Linked DNA regions of Homo sapiens: region 1 is linked to region 2. Evidence: chromatin contacts called from ENCODE Hi-C or POLR2A ChIA-PET data. All regions are on one chromosome and are shown on one strand. Each heading gives the region's core, a stretch centred on a gene start or an enhancer-like site at or near the end of the contact. The rest is flanking DNA. Distances are from core to core; before and after follow the strand shown. Region 1 holds the start of KIAA1671-AS1 (KIAA1671 antisense RNA 1). Region 2 overlaps KIAA1671.

What was found. Hi-C counts contacts between places; a loop is a spot of excess contacts on that map. ChIA-PET counts read pairs that join two places held with the same protein, here RNA polymerase II (POLR2A).
Region 1: a map of endothelial cell of umbilical vein shows a loop between it and region 2 (2.6-fold over the local background). The contact joins the promoter of KIAA1671-AS1 here to the enhancer-like site in region 2. A Hi-C loop is called at or near these places in 1 of 168 maps with a recorded cell type or tissue (endothelial cell of umbilical vein). POLR2A ChIA-PET finds 5 or more read pairs at or near these places in 2 of 52 experiments (HEK293 and activated naive CD4-positive, alpha-beta T cell).

Annotation. Positions count from the first base shown.
Region 1 is chr22:25,109,732-25,116,035 of GRCh38, reverse strand. KIAA1671-AS1 (KIAA1671 antisense RNA 1) reads left to right here and starts at 3,344. Exons shown (of 5, transcript NR_038941.1): 1 at 3,344-3,419; 2 at 3,613-3,849; 3 at 5,039-5,078; 4 at 5,918-6,035. All of the region lies in intron 6 of KIAA1671, which reads right to left. RefSeq lists enhancers at 3,665-4,526, 4,527-5,389.
Region 2 is chr22:24,982,069-24,987,856 of GRCh38, reverse strand. All of the region lies in intron 1 of KIAA1671, which reads right to left. Among named protein-coding and RNA genes, the nearest start is that of KIAA1671, 32 kb to the right of the region's middle. Within about 2 kb of position 1,898, at least 9 of the 41 ENCODE cell types and tissues checked have a DNase peak (open chromatin) inside an H3K27ac peak, as active enhancers do; they include endothelial cell of umbilical vein, where a contact is called at or near this core.

The DNA.
Region 1 (6,304 bases), core at 2,095-4,594, 130 kb before region 2:
AGGAGGTTGAAGCGGGTGGATCACTTGAGGTCAGGAGTTCGAGACCAGCCTGGTCATCATGGTGAAACCCTGTCTCTACTAAAAATACAAAAATTAGCCAGTGTTGTGGAGGGCACCTGTAATCCCAGCTACTGGGGAGGCTGAGGCAGGAGAATCACTTGAACCTGGGAGGTGGAGGTTGCAGTGAGCCGAGACTGTGCCACTGCACTCCAGCCTGGGTGACAAAGTGAGGCTCTGTCTCTAAATAAATAAATAAAAATAAATACTGGTTGAATGAAAATATGAGTGAATTAATGAAGACATGCAAGTTATATGCACCTGATGCTTAGCATGGAGCCCTGCACACAGTAAATACAAACACAGGTTGATCAGGCTCTTACTCTGCTTCCCTGAGGCACCAGTCTAGCCTTCTAGGAAGGTAGGACTCACATTACAGTCTGAGCCCCCCAAAAAGCAACGTGGAACGAACATTTATTCAGCACCTCCTGCATGCCAGGGCTATGCTTGCTCTTAGTCCACTCTGTCCCATTGAACCACCCACCAGACAAGTCCCAGCTGAATCTCCATGTTTCAGATGAGGGCACTGAGGCTGCAAGAGGTGATTTAAGCTGCCCAAGGTCACTCAGTTTGCACGTGGTGAGTTGAGACTCAGGCCTAAGTCTGTCTGACTCCAAAGCCCTCCTTGGTGCGGCACCCCATGGCCTCAGAGACCCCCCACTTCCCGCTTTTATTCCAGTCTTGGCCCCTGTGCCACTGCCATTGTTCCTGGGTTCTGGAATTTTCTGTCTGGCCTCTAACTGGAGTCCACCTTGTCTCCTCGGCTAAACCTGGAGTACCAGGCGTGTTTCTCAGGCTCACATGGGAGTGCAGCATAAACGTGCCTCTTCCTGCCTTTGTGGCTCAGAGACAAAGCATTTGTTTTCCCTCTTTCCCCCTTTTATCCCTTGGACACAGAAGCAGGCAGGCCATTAGCAAATTACTTCAAGGCTGGCTTTAGAAAACATTTCAGGGCACGCCTTTGAGGGTTATTTTGTGCCCGCAATAGATTCTTCTACACTGCTCTGAGTAAATACAAGCCGGAGGCAGGAACCAGGATGAAATGAATGGATTATTTAGATAAATCATGTACAAGGTCAGAAAGACTAAAATCCTGCCCCCTCCCAGCCCCAGCCACGGATACTGCTGTTGTCCCAAACTCTTAAGTAATTGTCTGTGGCTTTAAAAAGTTTCTTCCCATAAAACGAATATTTAAGTGAAGTCCCTGAGTAAAAAGGGCGTGTGTGGGTTTTCCAGCTCATTGAAAATCTTTGAAGTGATGGTTTGAGAGGAAAGGTTTGGTTGCCACAAGAACTAATTTTTAAGCACCACAAGCTAAGAACGGCCACGCTCACCACACATTTACCAGCACATCAATGCACGATCATCCCCATTTCACAGAGGAGGAAATCAAGGCACAGAGAGGGAAGGAGTCTGTCCAAGATCACACAGCTGGGAAGCGGCAGAGCCAGGACTCAACCCCTAGGCAGGGGGTCCCTGGCCTTGCGTTTCGTTGACTTATCTGCAACACTGCACATGTTCCTATCCTAACTCTGCCTTTATCCTGCTCAGGCAGAGTATCTAGGCAAGCAACAGAGAGAGAGCATTCACAAGTGTGCAGATTCTGTGTGCCTGGCACTGTGCTGGGGGCTTGCTTCAATCTCATACCAAGGCCTTGGTTCTCCTCATTGGACACAGGAAGAAACTGAGGCTTAAGAATGGGTCAGGGCTCCTCAGCCAGGAGTCTGATTCAAGCTGTCAAGGCCAAGGCCAGCTGGTGCCTACCACCCAGTAGGGTGGCTACATGGGAAGGAGCCTGAAGCTTGAATGTATTTAGCATGTATTTACACTCTTGGTGGCATCTCGACGCAACACGGAATGGTTCTCTGCACCACCCAACTTCATTTATTCAACCAGCTGGAGAGGCCACTCCTGCCAGTGGCACCAACCTGTAACACAGGGTAAGACGCCTAGGGGATTCATGCCAATGCCCATGGTCACACCACTCCCCAGGGTGGGGAAAGAGGGATGCCAACAGAGCCTGCCTGTCACCAACCCCATACCCTGAGAGAGAACAGGAGTGACAGAGAAACAAACAGAGACAGAGCAAGGCAGAAAGACACATCACAGAGACAGAGATACACACAGAGGGAGACAGAATGAATGAGGGGCCTTCTTTCCCTGTGGCAAGTCACACCTTCCAGAGGTTGGGGAATCTGTCTCATAAATCCAAGCCCCACTAATTTGTTCTGGGCCACAAAGAAGCACAGACCCACTGTGAAGGAGACGTCCTGTGAACGAGACACGTGTCATGCCCAAGTGCTCGGCTCCTGCCTTGCATTTGCAACTGCCTGCTCTGGCTGCTGCGTGACCTGGGGTGAGTCACACCTCTGGGTCAGCAGAGGGGATACTGAGCCCCTGCACCTGGCAGGGCAGCTGTGAGCCCTGCCACCTCGAGTGTAGGGAGGGCCAGCTCAGGGCTCCTCCCTAAATGCTGGGTCCCTTAATGACTATAGCACTCCTGGCTAGGAGGAACCCAGAAAAAGGGGCTGGCTTAGCCCTTCGCCTGTCCTCAAGTGCTCCCATAAACTGGGCCAACACAGTCAGGTGGCAGAAGTCTCCTATGTGAAAATGGCAGGCCCTCTCTTTAGGCTCAGGTCTGGTCAGTGACCTGGGCAGCCCTGAATTAATTGGGAGGGTCTGGGGAGAACATCTGCTGGGAGCTGGACTGCAAAGAGCCGTGAATGGGGAGGTCAGAGCCTGGGGTTCGGGACCTGGCTCTGCCACTCACTCACTGTGCTTCCCCCACAGTAGGCACTTTCGCTTTCTGGGCCCAGTCCCACCTCTCCAAATCATCAGAAGGACCTTACGATTGTTTCTGCACTGTCGCCTAGCAGGACACAGGCCAAGGTTTTAATCATTAGCTGTCATTCCACCCTGCTGTCCCAATCCAAGCCCTCCCGAGCCTGCCTGAGTAAGAAATCAAGGCCTCCCTCCCTGGCCCACTCACACCAAACCCAAGGTTCACGGCCAGCGGGCAAACTCGCCCACCACACCTCGGTCTCCTAAGACCCTTTCCTTGGCAATCCAATGAAAGCTCGGTGGAACGACAAAAGCTACAACTCAGCGTGCACATGACACCGCCACTTGTGCTTCCTAGGAGGGTGAGAGGAGATGAGGCAGGTGCCACTAATCCACCCTAAAAATAGGGAGAAGGATGAGCTTTCGTGTCGGGGGTTGGGGTGTTCACACTTAAACATAAATCAACTGGCAAATTCAGCCCAACTCACGTGCTGGCCCTGTCCACACAGACGTCGACTCCAGCAAAAATGTCCTGACTGACTTCAGGAGAGAGGAATTATTGCTACGTGCCTCTTTCCCAGGTACAGGGGACAGGAAGTGCCTGGGCTTTGACTGACAACTATTCTGGAAGAAGTAACTTCCCCGGTTTGATGTCTGGGACCCCCTCCCTGGGAGGACTGGAGGGGAGGAGCTTTCAGTGTTGTTTTAATATTTTTTAAAACATAATAAGCTTACAATATCTGGCGGTTCCGAATCTGTATGCCTTTTCCTCAGTGAAGAAAATCTCTGTTGGCTGCGAGCAGAGAAGCGGCGGAAGGATTCCCGACTCCGGGAAGCCAGGTGTCGGAAGGAGGAAGTACGCTTGAAGGGGGTCCGGCTGGCCGACTCTGCACTCGTCCGTTCGTGGCCCACCGTGGTGGTCACCAAATTGAGGGCTTCCTGGAAGGACCTCCTCACGGTGCCCATCCACTGGGTCATGTGGGTCTGGGCCACTGTGAGTTTATCTCCCAGGTAATCCATGGGGCCAGCCAGGAGGAGAGGGAAGAAGGAAGTTAGGGAGGGAGAGAGCAATTAAAACGCCAGTGTCCTCTTGCCTCTTTGGACTCTTTTGCTCATGGAAGTTTTGGGCTTGCTTGGAGGAAAAAAAATTAAAAACAGCAGCTTTCTTCAGGCAAACCAAGGGTAAGTAAACATCCCTGAGCCAGGAGCCGGCTGCATCCACGGGTGCCGCTCAGAATTAAGAGGCAGCTAAGTGCCAGGCTGGGAGTCCACCCCAGCGGAGTTATAAAGTCAACACACTGGGCAGTCCAGGTTCCAGTTCCAGGGCTCACCCAGCTGATCGGCCGAGACAAGGAGCTTTGAGGAACAAGCCGGCTGCACTCACTCCAGGGCGTGACGGTCCCGAAAGGCGGGGGATGGGGATGGGGGTGGGGGTGGAGGGGGCGGCCTTTGGGCACCCTCGTCCTCACTTCCCTTCAGGTAGGCAGCCCCCCTGAGGTGCACCCTGGGAGGTTCCGGTGGGCAAGCTGCCGCACCCTGCTGCCCCCTGCCCGGCTGCCCTCGGCCAGACCCCGCTCACCTGACCCATGCAGGTTTTCTGTCCTCTGGCTGGAGATTCCAAACCTGTCGGCCGGCAGGCGGCTAGCTCACTTCCGGAGGCAGCCACCAGGGCCCCCGGGTCCCCTGGCTGAGCAGCCCGGGATGACATCAGCCCCCGTCTTAGCGAGGGGCTTCGCTGCCCAGGAATGCAGGAGGGGCCTCGGGGAGGCGGAGGCGGTGGCGGCGGCCGCCCAGGGAGCTGACGTCCGCCCCCATTTTTTTCTCCCCCAAGTCCCAACTCGCTCACGGTCCCTCGGGGCTGATGGCAACTTCACGTGCCTGCCAGCCTACCCACCCCTGTGCCCTCACAGCAAGCGCACCAGGAAATGCGGCTGCACGTGTGTGCATGTGTGTGCACTCTGTGTGTGTGTGCGTGTATGTCGGCGATCTGGCAGCCCCGGGAAGGTTAGCACTGCTGGGAAACGGCTTCTGCCTCTAAGGTTACAGGCAGCGTCTTGGGACCTCTGGTCGGCTGTCAGTCTGTCTCCCTCTCGTGGTCTGTTTCTCTGTTGATTTCTCAGCCTCGCTCTCCTCCCTCTCCCTGTGTCTCAACTTCCACTTGCTTGTCTCTAAGCGTCTCTCCTCTCTCTCTCCTTTTCAGCTGTCTCTCCCTCCCTCTCTGGAAGGCAACACTGATCCAGGTGAGACAGCCTCTGAGGTCCCCCAGGAAGGACTGGGGAGGGCTGTATTTCAGTACAGGCGGAGTTGCCATGGCAACCCGGGGCACAGCATCTGCCCTGTCCTGGGCAGCAGGCTCAGCACTGGGAGCAATGGGAATGATTCATGGTTTACACTAGGTCACGTGAGCTCCCTGGGTTTTAACCCTTACAGGGCTGGAGTACTAGGGGTTGGGGGTACGACTAGACCCTAACACCCACTGTCCTCGGCCAGGCCCCGCTCATCTGACCCATGCAGGTTTTCTGTCCTCTGCCTGGAGATCCCAAACATGTCAGGGGTTGTTAGAAGGGGGTGGGCAGCAGCTGGATCCTGGAGGTCAGGCACACCTGTTAAAGGAGGTTTCTCCTTCTAGCAGGGATCCATGTCCCCCCAACCCCACTACTTTTACAGACAAGGAAATGCAGATTCAGAGACATAGATTCACTTGCCCAAGGTCACACAGCAAGGATGTCACCAGGCATGCACCAGAGCTGCTCCCACCCCAGGTTTTCCCAGGTCTGACATGGTACCTGGCCCAGAGTCAGGGCTCTGTAAATATTTATTGTTCGGACACCAAGTACACAATTGAAACCCAGGTCGCTCAGAATGCATCCTATGTCCTTTCCACCACCACCTCACTTCAGTTTTGAACAAATATTTGTTTTCTAGACACTGGTCAAAGGGCCTCACTTGAGAAAGTTTATCACAAAGGACTCTCTGGCAATATGGCCAACAGATCTCTTTCTTTTCTATGTATTCCCAGTCCTTACAGCTATTCATTCTCTTTCTCTCCCTGTCTCTCTTCTTCTTTTTTTGGATACAGGATCTCACTCTGTTGCCCAGGCTGGACTGCAGTGGCATGATCACAGCTCACTGCAGCCTTGGCCTCCCAGGCTCAAGCGATCCTCCCACCTCAGCCTCCTCGGTAGCTAGGACTACAGGTATGTGCCACCATGCCCAGCTAATTTTTTTTTGTGTGTAATTTTTGTAGAGACAGGGTTTCACCATGTTGTCTAGGCTGGTCTCGAACTCCTAGACTCAAGCGATCCACCTGCCTCAGCCTCCCAAAGTACTGGGATTACAAGCATGAGCCACCACATCCAGCCTCATTCATTCTTTCATTCATTCATTTAATAAAGATTCAGAGGGTGCCTACTCTGAGCCAGGCACTGCATAGAGATTAAGAGCAGAGGGCTCACAGCCCAGCAGG
Region 2 (5,788 bases), core at 649-3,148:
TCAGAAAGTCATTCTCCTTCCCCATGTCTCAGTATCCTCAATTGCAAAGCAGACATAATATGCCCAATCTAGCAGGAGTCTATCAGACTAGCTGTCATTTAGCCAGGATTGGTGGTGCACACCTGTAATCCCTGCTACTCTGGAGGTTGAGGTGGGAGCATTGCTTAGGGCCAGGCTGGGCAATACAGCAAGACCCCACCTCTACAAAAAATAAAATAATTAGCCAGGTGTGGTGGCATGTGCCTGTAGTCTCAGTTACTCAGGAGGCTGAGGCAGGAAAGAAGGTCACTTGAGCCCAGGAGTTTGAGGCTGCAGTGAGCTATGATCACACCATGGCACTCCAGACTGGGCAACAGAGTGAGACTCCATCTCAAAAAATAATAATAGGCCAGGCGCAGTGGCTCACACCTGTAATCCCAGCACTTTGAGAGGCCGAGGCGGGTGGATCACGAGGTCAGGAGATCGAGAACATCCTGGCTAACACGGTGAAACCCCGTCTCTACTGAAAAATACAAAAAATTAGCCGGGCATGGTGGCAGGCGCCTGTAGTCCCAGCTACTCCAGAGGCTGAGACAGGAGAATGACGTGAACCTGGGAGGCAGAGCTTGCAGTGAGCCGAGTTTGCACCACTACACTCTAGCCTGGGCAACAGGGCGAGACTCTGTCTCAGAAAAAAAAAAAAAAATAATAATAATAATAAATAAATCATTGGAAAAAAATCAAAAGAACAGTATTTCATGACACATGAAAAATCATATAAAAATCAAATGTGTGTGTCTATACATAAGTTGTGATTGCAGTCAAACCACAGCCACACCCACTTGTTTACATCCTGTCTGGGCTGCTTGTGCAGTAAACGGCGGAGGTCAGCAGGTGTGACAGAGGTCTTATGGCCTGCAAAGCTGAAAATATTTACTATCTGGTCCTCTACAGGAGAAGCTGGCCGACCCCTGCTTTAGGCTGTGACCTCCAGAGGGCAAGGGGCTTTGTCCTTCATTTCTATGGATGCTCCCTAGTGCCTGAAAGGGGTCAGGGCCTTGACAGATGATCAGATAACAAATGGTGGATAATTACCATGAGGCCCTGCCCCCAGCATAGAGCTGTGCATCAAGCTTGTGATGGATGGATGGATGGATGGGTGGGTGGGTGGATGGATGGATGGATGGGTGGGTGGATGGGTGGATGGGTGGGTGGATGGGTGGGTGGGTGGATGGGTGGGTGGGTGGTTGGGTGGGTGAATGAAATGAATAGGCAGTTCTCTGTATCCATGGGTTCTACATCTATGGATTCAATTAATCACTGATTGAAAATATTCAGGAAAAAAATAAGGATGGTTGCATCAGTATTGAACAGGTACAGAGTTTTTTTTTCTTGTCATATTCCATAAACAATGTAGATAGTAACTACTTACATGGTATCTACATTGTATTAACTATCATAATTAATCTTGAGCTGATTTAAAGCATCTGGGAGGATATGTATAGGTTACATGCAAATACTACACCATTTTATATCAGGGATTTGAGCTTCTGGGGATTTTGGTATCCCGTAACCCAGTCTCCCACAGATACCGAGGGAAGACTGACTACATAGGGAAGATGCTCTGGTTGAAGCCACAAGCGTCATCCCTTAGGGTGGCCAAACGCCCCTCCAGAGTCACAAACCAGAATCTGACATCCCTTGGGCAGGCACCTCTCCAAGAGCGCCAGACTGGCCTTGACATTCCATGAGCCCAGAACTCTAAAGAGAGGACGTGATTCATCTGAGATAAGTCCTTTCACTAGGAGAGGAAGGAAACCCATGTTCAGATCCGGGACCAAATTTAACTCCTGTCTTTCACACGTCCCCATCCCCCATAACACACACACGCACACAAGTCCCAACCCAGCAGTCAGGAGACAGCATCGGCACTTACTGACTCAGCTTCCTCCCGAAGGGTTACCCCACAACCCTCGCAAAACACAGTTGGAGAAAAATCCTCAATGGGAAGGGGCTATTCCAGAGGGAGAGGTTTCTCCTGGTGTTGGAGAACAGAGTAGTTCCTCCCTCTCATTCTGTTTCTCTCTCTCTCTCTCTCCCCTCACCATACACACACACACACACACACATACACACACACACTCACACACTCTCTCTCTCTCTCCCCCTCTCCCTCCCTCTCTTCCTCCCTCAAAAGGCGCTGAGACAAAGAGGGAACTAAAGAAACAAGAGACAGAAAGGCTAGGCGCGCTGGCTCACGCCTGTAATCCCAGCACTTTGGGAGGCCGAGGTGGGCGGATAATGAGCTCAGGAGATCGAGACCATCCTGGCTAACCCGGTGAAACCCCATCTTTACTAAAAATACAAAAAATTAGCCGGGCGCGGTGGCGGGCGCCTGTAGTCCCAGCTACTCGGGAGGCTGAGGCAGGAGAATGGCGTGAACCCGGGAGGCGGAGCTTGCAGTGAGCCGAGATCGCACCACTGCACTCCAGCCTGGGTGACAGAGCGAGACTCTGTCTCGAAAAAAAAAAAAGAAAGAAACAAAACACAGCAGGAAATAACGGCCTTTCACTCCACAGGGAATTTCAGATCCAGCCAACAAGCCCATCTCTTAGGAGGATATTAGCATCCTCAATACCTCGGAGACAGCACCTAATTTACGTTTTAAATCCCAGTGTGGGAAAATTGATATGTTCCCAGTTTGGAATGTGAATAGAGATGTTTTATCTGAATAGAGATATATTTTTACTTCCCAATAAGAAGAAAGCTCTTTTCCACATGAATATATATCCAAAAAATCAGAGAGACAGCAGCTCCGTGCTTCTGGAACAGTTGGAATTATCCTGCCATTTCATCTGGGCCCGGGGCCTAGGATACTATAACAACCCTCCAACATGCTCCTTGGTGGACACAGGTCAGCGTTTATTGCTGTTTGCCTGCTTTTTTTTTTTTTTTTTTTTTTTTTGAGACGTAGTCTAGCTCTGTCGCCAGGCTGGAGTGCAATGACACGATCTCGGCTCACCGCAACCTCCGCCTCCAGGGTTCACGCAATTCTCCTGCCTCAGCTTCCCGAGTAGCTGGGGTTGCAGGCACATGCCGCCAAGCCCATCTAATTTTTTTGCATTTTTAGTAGAGATGGGGTTTCACCATGTTGACCAGGATGGTCTCAATCTCCCGACCTCATGATCCGCCCACCTCGGCCTCCCAAAGTTTTACCTGCTTTTTCTCCTCTGCTCCTGAGCTTTGTCCTGAATGGGAAGACTCACAGCAGCTCACACATATAAGGGAATTAATTCCACGCTTATTAAGTTGCTGAAGCTGCCTCATCCCTTGCCCAGTAGCTAAACCGTCTCTTGACTGGGCAGATGATGCATTACCTTCACCAACAGGTGTAAAATCAGTGCTCCCTGTCCTGGGCTATTTCCCGTGCCCTGGACACCCAGCTATATTTGAGGATGGTCCTTTGCCTCCAGGTGTGTTGAGAACTTACAAGACTGAAGATGTTAGCTGAGGCCTTGAGCTTTCTTTCCCCTAGCTGTGTGACCCTAAGAAAACTGCTTAACCTCTCTGGGCCTGCATTTCCTCAAGAGATAAAAGTACTGCCCTACCTATCTGCAAAGGATTTGAGGCTTAGAACACTGGAGGGATGTCAGTGTGCTTGGGGGTAACCCTTAAGGCATGTACCCTCAGTCACTGTCATGCCCCTTCCTAATTAAGTGACTTTCTTCCAAAAGGGAATGCAACCACATAATGTCCCTGCTTAAGCCCCTGAGAGGCATTTAGAGTTAAATCCAAACACCGGCCAGGCGCGGTTGCTCACACCTGTAATCCTAGCACTTTGGGAGGCCGAGGCGGGCAGATCACCTGAGGTCGGGAGTTCGAGACCAGCCTGACCAACATGGAGACACCCCATCTCTACTAAAAACACAAAGTTAGCTGGGCGTGGTGGTGCATGCCTGTAATCCCAGCTACTTGGGAGGCTGAGGCAGGAGAATTGCTTGAATCCAGGAGGCGGAGGTTGTGGTGAGCCGAGATCGCACCATTGCACTCCAGCCTGGGCAACAAGAGTGAAACTCTGTCTCAAAAAAAAAAAAAAAAAAAAATTCCAAACACCTTTCCATGGCCCCATACCCCAGGCCCCCAGACCCCCAGCTTCAGCCCCCACCGCACAGTCACACAGGCCTCTGTGCCGCACTCCTGCCAGAAAGCCCTAGCGCAAGCTGTTCCCTCTGCTTCAAACAACCGCACCTTGAACCACCCCCGCCCCCCCACCATACACACATCCTTTAAGTCTGAGCTTTAATGGCCCTTCTTCAGTGTAATGGGAGAAAAACTGTCTCCCCAAAATTCAGGTCCACCTGTAATCTCAGAATGCGACCTTCTTTGGAAATAGGGTCCTTGTAGATGTAATTAGTTAGGTCTGAATGAGGTCACTCTGCATTAGGGTGGACCCTAATCCAATGACTAGTGTCCTTATAAAAAAAGAACACACAGACATACAGCTAGAAGCCAAAAAACGCCAACAATTGCCGGAAGCCACTGGAAGCTGAAGAAGAAAGGAGGGATTCTCTTTTACAGCCTTTGAAGCAGTGTGGCTCTGAGGACACTATTAGCCTCAAGAAAGTCGGAAAACACAGTGCTGTTGTTTTGAAACCACCCAGATTGTGATAATTTGTTAAGGTGCACTCAGAAAAGCACAAGCCGAAGCTCAGCTAAAGTTCATCCCCCATTTTCTTCAAAGCATCCTGGTCTTCTTTCTCCCTCCTGCCAGGTCTGCCTCTCCCTCCAGCCCACAGACCCCAAGAGAGAAGGGATCTCAGCTGCAGGGTTCCCTGTAGCCCCCAGCACAGAGCCTGGCCCACAGCAGGTGTCAGAGGAGTACTTTCCAAATGAATTCAACAGATGCCTGGAAGGAAGCTCAGAAAGGCCAAGGGACTCATCCAAGGTCACACAGCAGGTTGAAGCAGGCCAGGGAAACCAGCACCCAGGCCACTGGCCTCCCTATGAGTGATTCAAGGAGCCAAGACGCTGGCACTCATCCTGCAAGGACTTGGGTCCGGCAGGAGAAGCTCCCTCTCCCTCCCAATTCCCAACTTCCAGGCCTGTGCCCTCTGGGATCTGTGCCCAGCCAACACCACGACCTTGGCAGGGACCATCCCAGCTCAGTGACCCTGGAGATAAAAGCCTCTTGGGTCCTCCTGAGGTTCTGGGGCTGCTGTGGGGCAAGGGATGCCCTAGACTCAAGTTACCCCAGCACCCACAGGGCAAATGCCAGTGACCAGCAAAGGCCGCTCAAGAAACAGGCCCTCACCCATGCAGACCCACAACCCTGCACCCACCTGGCTCCTGCCTCACACACCCTCATTCCCTAGCTCTGCATTGATGAGTGTGGGAGGCACACAGTCCAGAGAATGGACATTAAATAGCACTGACTCACGGAAGAAAAGTGATTCCAGCCAGGAGAAGGTCTCCATGAGGTGCCAGCCTGTCTTTAACACTTCCGCGACACTTGCTAATCACGCTTTTTAGCAAAGAGAGAGTAAGGCCACTTCTAGCCCAAAAACCTGCAGTGAAAGCGGCATTTATTTAGTGGGAACTTGATGACACTGTTTGATTTCCTTTGCCTGTATTTCTTAAGTAATCTACTTATAACCAGCATCGCTGGTGTTATCAATTGACAGTAATAATACATAGAATTATTTGAGTACAATGAGGTGGGGGTGGTTTTAGATAATTAGAGGAATAATAACATAAGAAGTAAAAAGATGTGGAAACATCACTCAAGTGGTGCGTGGATGACAGAGCTTGG